Regions from separate parts of the Homo sapiens genome. Here region 2 is linked to region 1. The links are chromatin contacts, found by Hi-C or POLR2A ChIA-PET in ENCODE. All regions are on one chromosome and are shown on one strand. The core of a region is the stretch at or near the end of the contact, and the rest is flanking DNA. Distances in the headings are between cores, read along the strand shown.

Region 1 (6,012 bases), core at 1,031-3,530:
AGAATCACTTGAACCCAGGAGGCGGAGGTTGCAGTGAGCCGAGATCACGCCATCGCACTCCAACCTGGGCAACAAGAGCAAAACTCCGTCTCAAAAAAAAAAAAAAAAAGTGCTAGAATTAGAATTTTTATTGATCCCAGGTACAATATTTTGTCCTATCAACTTGAGGCAGTGATCAGGCAGAATCTTGCCGGAAATGTGCAGAAATGGGGCCTAGGGTAGGTCTTTTGGATGAAGGACCTGGATCTTGGGGCTAGGAGAGATGGGAAGGCCCTAGGAAAGAATGAAGAATTATCTGAAAGGATAAGCAGGCCTTGTCCTGCTGGGAAAATAGGTACCTTGAGAATATATTAAGCTAATTCATATTACAGTGTTAGCTTCTTTCTGGACCTGCTGTGACAAAGTTAATGGAGCTTTTTCACCTGGGGGTAAAGGAGGGTACATCAAGGAGCACAGAGAAGGGAGAGCAGAGTGAGTCAGGCACGCTTACCAGAATACGACTCAAACCGAACCAGGTCTCAGTGGTGTTGAGTCACTGGGGCATCAGTCAGGAGCCTGGGCAGCCACCTGGCAGTGGGACTGCGGTGGAGGTGCCCACCCCAGGGGATGCCTGGGCCCAGTGAACATGAAGCCCTTCCCAGCTCTGAGGTTCTCAGAACCCTTTGTGGCTTGAGTTAGCCCTGACACTCTCCCATCCACTTTACGGAGAAGCATTAAAGCCACCGAACACCCCCTCTTGAATCTGATGAGATTCAGCTTTGTCAGACCCACTTTCCCAAGACAGTCATAGAAAATGGGGGATTCTCTGGGTTGGCTGTTTGGAATTCTTCCCCAGATAAATCACGCCCACGAGGTAGCACCAACAATATGTAGTCTCTGTTTCTTTAAAGTGAAAGAGAATATAAAACTGAATGCCAAAGACTCTATTTTGTTGTTTTTTCCTCTAACCTTTATAGTTATCGCACTTACACTGAATTCACCAGGAGGTTGTTCCGTTATAGCATGCATTGATTCTCTCCAAAGCACTCACTTTAGCTTGCAAAGAAACAACTCTACGTTTTTGCACTCATATTTCATTGCATTATGAAATGATGGATTGCATTATTTAATCAGAGTAACAGGTACAGGTTGAGAAGAAATACAAATAGCCCTCAGTAAGCACACACAGCTCAACCAATGGAAACATATGTGCCCAGGAAAACTGGAGAGAAGCTTCAGTTGGAGCTGCTAGCTTCAAGGGTTTAGTGTATCCCAGGCATGGGCACAGTGCTAGCTGAGTAGTGTGGAGAGTCTACATTAATCTAGCAAGCTGGTCCATTGCAGGTTGCTCAAGAGGGCTTCTGCTGTTTAACTGCACGCAGATGCCACAGCCCTTTGTCACGGACAGAGCACTGTCCAGCGTAATCCTCATGGCCCTTTAAGGGAGGCAGAGAAGATTTTCATATAGGAAAAATGAGGATCAGAGGCCTTGAGTGACTTTCTCAGAGACAAATGTGCAGTAATTACCTCCTTCGTGTCTGTACTGCAGGAGCCCAGCACAGAGTGGACACATGGAAAAAAAGGCCACCGTTTATGAAACAGAAGTGATAGAGCCAGGCCCCAAACCAGGTGGATCTGCTTTGAGAGCCCATGTTCTTTCAACTCACTGATGAACATTTGTGAAATGCACACTATTTGTCAAGAATTATGGCTGGCCCAGATACAAAAGATAGGGCCTATTACTTCTCACCTGTTTAGGGCCATGTGTTTTCCAGCTCTTATTTTTCTCCCCACCTTTCTCCTGGAAAAAAAAACAAAAACTTGTTTTAAAAGGCTCAATTCTTCTGTCTCCTTTGGTGTTAATTCTTCTGCAAAATAGCCTGGGAAGAAACAATTGATTTGAATTATGCCAAAGCTTTTCAGAAGTGGGGATGGACAGAGTGCCCCCCATCCAGTCTCACCTTTACTCTCCACCCCATTTCCTACTTCCACCTCCAAGACTTCCCACACTTATGCAAAACATCCTGGCTGAGTCTCACCAAGAGCTCTAGGGGAAACCCTAAACCTCAGAGTGAAATGAAGGGGCTGATTTGCCCCTGGGGAAATTAGACACAAACAAGGCTGGGGTGAACCACCAGTCTTGAAACTGTTTCTCTGGATTAGTCACAGGGTTACCCACTCATGAATGTTCCTCCCACCTCCTCACTTCAGGCTCTGTTATTCTAGAGGGCTGGCCTGGTTACAAGGGTAGCCAGATTAACTAGGGTCTAAATGGGAGAGCTGGGGCACGGATCATTCACCAAAGAAACCGCAGCGACCTTCCGCCTGGGTGGGGCTTCTCTTCTTTTAACCTCCCGCGAAACTGCTAGTCAGCAGCTCTGTTTCCTGCCATTGCTCGAGGAGATCTTCATGAGTTTCATAGGAGTAGGATTGTGCCTTCAATCCATCATCTTTCTAGGGAAGGTAGCAGTATTTCATTGGCTTATTTCTTAACAAATAATATATTAAAGACTGCTTTCCTCCAGGTACCTGTTAGACACTAGGAATATAGTGGTAAGCAAAGAACTGCTTAGGAGTCTTGCTCTTGTGTTTTTGATGGTTGATCTCAGGTTGTTTAAGAGGCTTCTGCTGTTCAACTGCATATGCGACAGCCCTTTTACATGAACAGAGAGAACTGTCCAGTAATTTAATCCTCATGGCCCCTCAAAGGTGGCAGAGAAAATTTTCATATAGGAAATTAGGATCAGAGGCATTAAGTAACTTTCTCAAAGACAAACGTGTGGTAATTATCTCTTTTATGTCTGTACTGCAGGAGCCCAGCACAGAGTGGACACGAGAAAAGAAATTCTATTGTTTATGAAACAGAAGTGATAGAGCTGGGCCCCAAATTGGGTATATCTGTTTTGAGATTGCTTTGTAACACATATACATCAAATAACTGCTAGAGACCAGGGCAAGGGGGTTCTGTCTGTTTGGTTCACTGCTATATGGTTAAGGCCAAGAAAAGTACCTGGCATACAATAGACATTCAATAAGCATTTGTTGGATGGATGGATGGATGGATGGATGACCCAAACAATTGCAGGTCATGCTGAATGTAAGAATTAAACGTAACATGGATGAGAATGCATCACGGGATTTATCATCTCTTTTGGGTCTGGGGAAGACTTCTTTGCAAAAAATGATAACCCAGACAAGATTCAAGGGGTGAGCAGGAGCTGGCTAAAGGAAGGAGAAGATAGTGGCAGGAGGAGCCACGCAGACACAAGGAATAGCTTGGGTGAAGGTCTTGAAGCAAGAGGGAGCACAGTTTATGAAAGGATGCTGAAGAAAGTTTCCAGAGCTGGAGGACAAGTGGGAAGGAAGGGTTGGTTCAAGGTGACTCTGGAGGGGACAGCAGAGCAGATCCTAGTGGCCTGAGAATAGAACCCTGACCTCTTCCACAGAGCAAGGAGGAATCACTAACCTATGTTCAGCAGGAATCAATGTGGCCAGACTTGCACTGGCATCACAAGTTGAAGTGCTTTTAGGAAGGTCCATTTGGGAGTGTCTAGGTATACATGACCAATGGGAGATGATGAACTTGCCATAGCTTTTAAAGTTTAAAGTGACACATTTCTAGCCTACTACTATTTCACCTTCACATCATTACATAATGTATTTTAACAAATACCGATATTGCATTACTATGTGACAGATGTCATTCTAAGTGCTTTGCAAATATAAACTCTCACATTGGCCTTGTGACATTGGTGCTAATTATTATCCTTTTTAAAAGATGAGGCAACTGGGCTGGGGCATTTAAACCAACACAGCAGATGACAGAATGCCAGAGTCTTCCTCAATTCCTGTGATGCATGGAGGACTCCAGAAGTCTCCATGTGCCCTGTGGAGGGTGTGCAAGGAGACTGGCCTTGGAGCTGCAGTGGGTGAGGTAGCTGGGGAAGACAGATGGGGCTGGAATGAGAGTCAGTCTGCTTTCAGGGGATCCACAGCACCAGCGACAGTACAGTGGGGCCTTGTTGACAGGAAGAGATGGTGCTCTGTGCCTGGGCCCTGCTGCAAACCTAGCATCTCTCCACACAATCCTAATATCCCTTCAGTTTTTCCTCCACCAGGTCATCTGCTTTGCAGATTCTATGTCTTCCTCTTTCTTGGTTGACCGCCTCATTTTAGCAGAACAGTCCCTCCAGCAGCATCCTGAGACAAGGAGAATGCAAGGAAAATGTGGGGGGACTGTCATTTAAAAAATTCTTTAGCGCTCTTGTGGGTTGCTATTTGGCTGGGCATAAATTCTATTTCACAAGTCACTTTTCTTCAGAATTTTAAAGATACTGCTTCTTTGCTTGTAGTTTTCAGTGTTGCTGCTGAGAAGCTCACACTCAATTAATAGTTTGGCTGGGTATAGAATTCTACAGCCTCAGTCAGCCTCCTGAGCCACTGTTGAGGAATCCAACGCCATCCTGTACCCTGATCTTTTATATATGTTTTTGTTTTTATTTGCTTTTCGTTTTTCTTTTCTGGAAGCTTTTGATATTTTTTCTTGATCTATGGTATTCTGAAATTTCCTAATAATTTGCCTCGATGTGGATCTTTTTGTCATTTGCTGTGTTTAGCATGTGGTAGATTCCGATAAGTAAGCTCATGGCTTCAGTTGTGGGAATTTTATTTTTGTATTTTTCCTTGAATATTTTCTTCCCCTTGTTTTCTCCATTTTTCTCTTTTTGGGACGTTTAACTTTTTGGATGCTGGATATCCTTGATGGATCCTCCAATTTTCTTATCTTTCTTTCCTATTTCCAATCTGTTTATCTTTTTGTTTTACTTTCTGAGCATTCTCCTCATCTATCAAATGTGTTATTTTTTAAGGTTTTTTTTGGACTATTAATTTTAATTTTCAAGAGCTCTGTCTTATTCTCATTTGATCCCCACTCTTTCTTTTTACATTCATTTTTATTTTCTTAGATGCAATATCTTCTCATCTCTGTGATGATGTAACTTGTAATTTTTTGAAGTCTACTCACGTTTAAAATGGGTCACTAAAGATCTGATGAAAAGCTCCATAGGGTTGAAAAGGGCTTTTCAGTTGGCAGAACTCACTGCAAGGTAATAATGTGGGAAGCTAACCATTTCACTGAGGAACCAATCATCAGGAATATTCCTATTTTGTAGATGAGACTAGTCACTGAGAACATAAGTAATTTACCCAAGTTCATATAGCTAGTAACTGGTGTGCTGAGATTCAAACCAAGAACATCTCATTCCAGAAGCAGTGTGCTAAACCACTGTGCTGCACTGCACTGCCTCTCAGAGCAGCAGCAGCTAACATTTAACAAGTGCTTTCTGTGTACCAGACACTGTTCTAGGTACCCAAAAATCATTTAATTTAATCCTCATAATAACATTTTGAAGTAGCCACTTTTGTTAGCCCCATTACTGACCAGCAACTTGAAGCACAGAGAAGGTAAACCACTTGCCCAAGATCACACAGCTGGTAAGTGCTGGAGATGGAATATAATCCTAGGCAATCCGCCCCAAGCATCCTTTCTGCTTTGTCTCCAGGAGTCTCCATTTCATCATCTGAAAAATGGCAATGTGATTCCTAACTCAGTTATTTTGAGGATAAAATGAGAGAACACATGTAAGAAACCTGTACCTAATAGACCTGAAACAGATGTTACTTTCATTAAAAAAAAATTGCTTTCCTCTCTTAGGCTTCAGTTTCTCTAACTTTAAAACAAGAAGCTATAGATTGTAGAAGAAAAGTTTGTAGGCTCCCTAAGGTCCCTCCTGGCTGTGAATGTCCATGGTCTAAAAAGTTAGGGTAGACCTAACTCAGAGGAGTGGAGATAGAATAGGAGTGAGGGTGGGAGATATCAAGACCTCAAGGCATAGAGGAAGAAAAAAAAAAAAAAAAACAGGAGGTAGAAGCAAATGTGACATGTTCTAGATGGTTCCATTTTCCAACTCGGGCCCAGAGAATCCTTTCTGTGTTCCCAAATAGCTGTGAAGTTCAAATAACGGGTTCCAACTG
Region 2 (6,023 bases), core at 2,137-4,636, 4.8 Mb before region 1:
TGGTCACCGAAGTGGGGTGAGAAGGCACAGACTGGCACAGCCCCTGACCCTGTCAGTCCATGACCCCTCTCTGGCCTTCAGGAAGACCAAATGACCTACAATACCAGAAAGACTGACCTGCTTGAGCTGCTCATCCAGATTCCAGTTCGGCTGTCCTGCTGTGGAGACAGAAGGTGAGGCCTTGGAAGCATCTTTGGTATGGTCTTCTTTAGCTTGTTGTCCATGTGGTGGGAGCCCTGGTGCTGGAAGTAGATTGGACATGGGTGCCACTCTGGGATCTTGGCGAGCTACTTTCTGCACATGAAAATATTTTGAAGCAGCCTGGGTTTCTTTCTCAGCCACCTCTGCAACTTCATCATCCCCATCCTCATCTTCCAAACCTCCGTCCTCTTCCTCAGGCTCTGAGTTCATGTTGCCCCGTTCAAACACTTGGGCCACTGCTGCGGTGGGTGGAACTCTGGCTAAGGGACCTAAGGGAGTGCTGCCAGAAGGTCTCCCAGCTGTGGCGGAAAGGAGAGTCGGCTGTGTGACCAGCTTTTGGGCATACAAGAACTGGGCTTCTCTCATCTGCTGGCCCTGCTTCTCTCTGGCATCCATCTGCAGAGGAGCCAGGTGTGGCTGCTTCTGTTGTTGCTGCTGCTGCTGCTGCTGCTGCTGAAGTGGCTCCATTTTTGCCTCAAGCTTCACCCACAGAGTGGCATGACTCTGAACCTGGGCACAGCCCACCAGGCACACTGGGTCTAAACCTTAGTGATTAACAGAAACCACAAAGAAGGAGGGGGAAAAAACAACCATGTTAAGCAGGTATAAAAAGGTTTCCTTTTCTCCAGTAGAGGGCCATGAGTTCCGAACGCTAAACATATGCTCCTAAACCTGAGTTTTAAGATGAGTGAGTGGTGGGGGTTTCGTGGGTGGGTAGGAAAAGGTGTGAAGAAGAGAAACAGGATCTAAGAGGGGAAATAGGGAATGAATTTCAGTAGTAGTAGCAGGCTTTAAAAGAAGTACATCCAGCCAATATCTAGTCTGCTAACGTGTTCTGATCTCTCTTCCTCTACATTATCAAACATTAATCTGTTACTGAACTAATGTTACTGAACATTAATTACTGAAAAGGTAACTGGGTTTGCACTGTAGCAGAAGCATAATTATGCAAACAACAATAATAAAGGAAAAGAAGGACCTGCCTGCAAAGGAGAGAGTATGTTCCCAAGCCCACAGGAGAAAGATATCACCTCTAAGCTAGACACAGAACTATCAGGCAGACAGTTTTACTCTCATAGAAAAAGCAAGACCAAGCAAGCTGCTCTTGGGTCTAAGCTTTTCAAATTTCCCTGATCAAATTGCCAGCCTGCTTGTTGAGTGGACTGAGCCATACTAACTGGACATTATAGCCTCAAAAAGAATCCAATTTCAACAACATGAAAGAAACACGCAAGGAGGCAAGAGTCTCAAATTGCAATCGTCACTCAAAAGCAAACGGGGGAATTCCTCTGGAGATTTTAAAGTTAATTAATTTGAAACAGATATCAACATTGTCTGAACAACAAGTTAATGCTGCTTCTTTTTTATAAACAGCGAAGTAAATCTCTTCACATCCCCTTTCTTTCTGATTCATTTCTATTATGATATTCTCTGACAAACACAAAAAGAAAAGTCTTTCGGGCCAAAAGCATTCTGGGGGCAGGTTTATCTGCATTCTTACCAATCAGTCTCCAAACACACATCACTTTCACACCCTCTTCTCCTTTTACTCCCCCACCTCTCCCCTGCAGGCCCTCACCCCCAACAAACTTCACTTGAGTTATGTTTCTTCAGCAAGTCTCCATAACTGAATGGATTACTATGCAAGGGCAATTTTAGGTGAACAGGACTTGCAACATGGCGTACAATTTTGTCATCACATGAAAGAAGCTGCACTGCACATGTTGGGACTTGATATCTGCATTGTTCCAGTGTTTTAGGATTGGGTCGAAAGACAAAAAACAAAGTGTCTTTAGTATCTTCAAAAATTCACGGAGAAGTAATCACATCTTCAGCAATAAAAACTGCTTGGATTTAAGATTTTTTCCAGGTTAGAGTAAAAAAGGGTACAATTTTTAAAGCTAGGCCAATTAGTAGAGATTAAAAATTCTCATTTTCTGTTTATCTTATAGCCCTGTTTGTGCCTTTTGTGTTCTGTGAAAGATTCGCATTCCAATTTGCCTCTTACTGCCTTTACTTCCTCTCTTGGCACTTCAGAAAGTGTGAGTTACGCTTGCAGCAATACTTTCATTCTGCTTTAGCTCTTCTTACAGTGTAAAAAAGCATGACAAGATTTACATCCACATTAAATTCAGTTGGCAAAAGTGTTCATTTAAAATGAAAACAATTTGGGTCAAAGAAAATTACAGAATAAAGCAAATAATTCGGTGTTCATTTTAAATGTCCTCATAGTCATTACAGTCAATCAATCACGATCGGAATAACTTCTCAACCAAGTCCTGCCAGTCACTGAACAACTGCTTCTTGTCTTGTGGCACCATCTTCTCTGAATGCTGTCCCCAGCAGAGGGGGAGGTGTCCCTCCCACAGCCTCTTATAGTAAGACTGAGATGACTCAGTTCTACAACTCAATACACACACCCTCCCCCAAAGAGCCCATTTTCCCGCAGTCCCTAAGCAGCCAGCGATCCAAACAATGCCACCTGCCTACATTTGGAGAACTTATGTCTCAAATCTAAACCTCTTCATCCCTTCACACGGGCCCCTCCCCCATTTCCCCTAAAGTTCCCGGACCACCAAGCCGGGTACAACGGACTACCTGCAGCTTTGAACCCGGCCTGCTGACCATTCCCCTGCTTTTGCTGCCGGATTCTTTTGGCCCCGGGCCCCTGTAAGCCCCACAGCCCACCTTCCCGGTCACCCCTGCACGCCTCCCCCCATTCTTTATTCACCTCCCCCCATTCAGCCCTATCATTTTTACCTCTACCAACCCTCCCAGCCAATCCGCTGGCTCTTCCGATGGCCCCCGCCCCACCTATCTGCGCGCCCACTCAGCTCCAGGGCCCCTCACCCTTCTCATCGCTTTATCTCAAACGCTTTATCTCAAATGCCCTAATGGGCACAGGGCGCTCGGGGCTCCCGCGGCGCTCTCACTTTCCTTCGCGGTCCCCGCGCCCCCGACTCGCGCATTCCCCTCTCTCTCTACACCTGCCTCGGCTCCTGGCCTCGGCCCCTCCACCTGTCGCAGCCTCCTCTCCCGCCATGCCTGAGGGAGCCCGGACCCGGGCCACTTACCTGTGCGGGGCACTCCGGGTTTTCGGGCGGCGGAGGAGGCGGCAGCTCAGGCCCCGGCGCGGCAGCTGCGTCTCGGACTCCTCCGCAGCCGGGGGCCACAGCCGGGGCGGGGCCCGCACCGGAAGCGGCGCCGCGGGGCTGGACCGCCAGCCAGGGGCGGGGGCGGGGGCGGGGCGGGGCCACAGGGGGCGGGGCGGGACCGAAGCCGGAAGCTGCTAGAAAGGGACCGGGGGGCGGGGTGGGACGAGGCGGAAGTGACTCCTACGGACCGCGCAGCCCGACTGAGTTGTGGGAGGAAGCGAATGGAAGCGGGCGGAAGCCTCGGCCAATGGCAAAGTGCGGACACAGAGGGGTTCCGGTGTGAGCACTTCCGCGGGGAGTTGAAAAGAGCTGGGCGGGAGATCGTGTTCTCCGAGCGTTTTCTATTGCGGAGGTTGGTGTGGCTTGGGCGGTTGGCTGGGAGGAAAGTAACTAAAGAGCAGAGGAGTGTAGGGTTTGCCGTCGCTTCGGTCCCCTCCTCAATCTCCTGCCTTCAAGCCGGTCTTCCTCAGAGGTTCTCGTGTTTAGATCAGCTTGTCTCTAAACTTCTCCGCTCCTTCCTGGGACAGAGACCTGGCTGTCCCGAGAATGTTGCGTCCCTTGAAACTTTCTCACATGAATTAGTATTCTCAGGTCTCAGTTTGCAGAGGTCGGGATTATGTGCCAGGTGCTGTCACCTCTTGTAAAAACACTTGCTTCTTCAGCCCTTCCCCTTAGACTCTGTCACCTACTTCACCCCGTTTGGAGATAATCTGCCGATCTGTGTATCCAGCTCCTTGTCTGTCTCCCGTCTGACCATCTTTGATAATTTCAGAGCCTATGTGGCCAACCCATTCAACATCGGGCCTCGTCTTTAGCGACCCTTATATCAGCCTCCCAATCCCAGTTAAAACCTGGACCTTGTCCCTCCAAACGCTATCGCGTCACGACTCAGTAATTTGAACAACCCTCTTTTCAACCACAGCCTGCTATTCTCTCAGCTTGACTACTTTTGAATTATAGGCCTGATGCAGTAGCTCACGCCTGTAATTTCAGCACTTTGGAAGGCTGAGGCAGGCGAATCTCTTGGGCCCAGTAGTTGGAGAGCAGCCTGGGCAACAAGGCGATACCCCATCTCTACAAAAAATACAAAGTTTAATGAGGCGTTTTGGCGCATGCCTGTGGTCCCATCTACTCGGAAGGCTGAGGTGGGAGATCACCTGAGCCCAGGAGAGGCGGAGGTTGCAGTGAGCCATGATTGTGCCACTGCACTCCAGCCTGGGTGACAGAGACACTGTTCCCCCCCCCCAAAAAAAATAGAATTACAGCATAACTGTTATTACTGTTATTTCACTTTTTTTTTTTAGAAGGAGTCTTGCTCTGTCGCCCAGGCTGGAGTGCAGTGGCGCAACCTCAGCTCACTGCAACCTCCGCCTCCTGGGTTCAAGCAATTCTACTGCCTCAGCCTCTCGAGTAGCTAGGATTACAGGTGTGCGCCACCAAGCCAGCTAATTTTTGCATTTTTAGTAGAGACAGGTTTCGCCATGTTGGCCAGGCTGGTCTCGAAGTCCTGAACTCAGGTGATCCGCTCGCCTCGGCCTCCCATAGTGCTGGGATTACAGGCGTAAGCCACTGCACCCGGCCTGTTCTTTCACTTTATCAGAGCAGAGCATCTAATCGGTTGAAAGCCTCTACTTTATCTCTTATACATTAATCCCCTCTTCACTTCCTTCCTTATCCATTTTAGATTCAGTGGTACATTAATACAGTCCTGCCCCTACTTAATCTTAATCCCACCACAACACTCCTTTTTCCCCAACGAAATCCCTCACCCTGGATGGACCTATGTGTTTCTCCTTGCTTGTACCTTGTCATAGAAAGTTGTCCTGTTGCTGGGCGTGGTGGCTCATGCCTGTAATCCCAACACTTTGGGAGGCCGAGGTGGGCGGATCACGAGGTCAGGAGTTAGAAACCAGCCTGGCCAATATGGTGAAACCCCGTCTCTACTAAAAATACAAAAATTAGCTGGGTGTGGTGGCGCATGCCTGTAGTCCCAGCTACTGGGGAGGCTGAGGCAGAAGAATCGCTTGAACCTGGACGGCGGAGGTTGCAGTTAGCCGAGATCACGCCACTGCACTCCAGTCTGGGTGACAGAGCAAGATTTCATCTCAAAAACAAAAAAATTGTCCTGTTGAGGCCGAGCACGATGGCTCATGCCTGTAATCCCAGCACTTTGGGAGTCCGAGGCGGGTGGATCACCTGAGGTCAGGAGTTTGAGACCAGCCTGACCAACATGGTGAAACCCTGTCTACTAAAAATACAAAAATTAGCCGGGCGTGGTGGTGAAGACCTGTAATCCCTGCTACTCCAGAGGCTGAGGCAGGAGAGCTTGAACCTGAGAGGAGAGGTTGCAGTGAGCTGAGATTGCATCATTGCACTCCAGCCTGGGCAACAAGAGCAAAGCTCCACCTCAAAAAAAGAAAAAGTGTCCTGCTGAACAGATTGGCGTCACTACATTAATAAAGACCAACTTTAAATGGACTGTGGGTCAGGTGCGGCGGCTCACACCTGTAATCCCAGCACTTGGGAGGCTGAGGTGGGTGGATCATGAGGTCAGGAGTTCGAGACCAGCCTGGCCAACATTGTGAAACCCCGTCTCTATTAAAAATACAAAAATTAGCTGAGCGCAGTGGCAAGCACTTGTAATCCCAGCTACTTTGGAGGCTGAGG

The links. A loop is a pair of places that touch in the nucleus more often than their neighbours do. ChIA-PET counts read pairs that join two places held with the same protein, here RNA polymerase II (POLR2A). Pooled maps may share reads with other maps.
Region 2: a loop to region 1 is called in a pooled map, with 2.2 times the contacts of the local background. The contact joins the promoter of ARID3B here to the enhancer-like site in region 1. A Hi-C loop is called at or near these places in 1 of 50 pooled maps. POLR2A ChIA-PET finds 5 or more read pairs at or near these places in 2 of 52 experiments (PC-3 and activated CD4-positive, alpha-beta T cell).

The regions. Positions count from the first base shown.
Region 1 is chr15:69,751,924-69,757,935 of GRCh38, reverse strand. LOC107984788 (a long non-coding RNA gene) reads right to left here and starts at 5,987. Exons shown (of 3, transcript XR_001751592.3): 1 at 5,420-5,987; 2 at 1,730-1,780. Within about 2 kb of position 2,280, at least 6 of the 41 ENCODE cell types and tissues checked have a DNase peak (open chromatin) inside an H3K27ac peak, as active enhancers do.
Region 2 is chr15:74,538,583-74,544,605 of GRCh38, reverse strand. It overlaps ARID3B (AT-rich interaction domain 3B), which reads right to left and starts at 3,386. Exons shown (of 9, transcript NM_006465.4): 1 at 3,276-3,386; 2 at 118-746. The coding sequence starts at 669. It overlaps LOC124903528 (a long non-coding RNA gene), which reads left to right and starts at 3,518. Exons shown (of 2, transcript XR_007064719.1): 1 at 3,518-3,708. RefSeq lists enhancers at 2,391-2,450, 3,801-3,950, 3,525-4,066, 4,001-4,130 and silencers at 2,440-2,624, 3,141-3,500.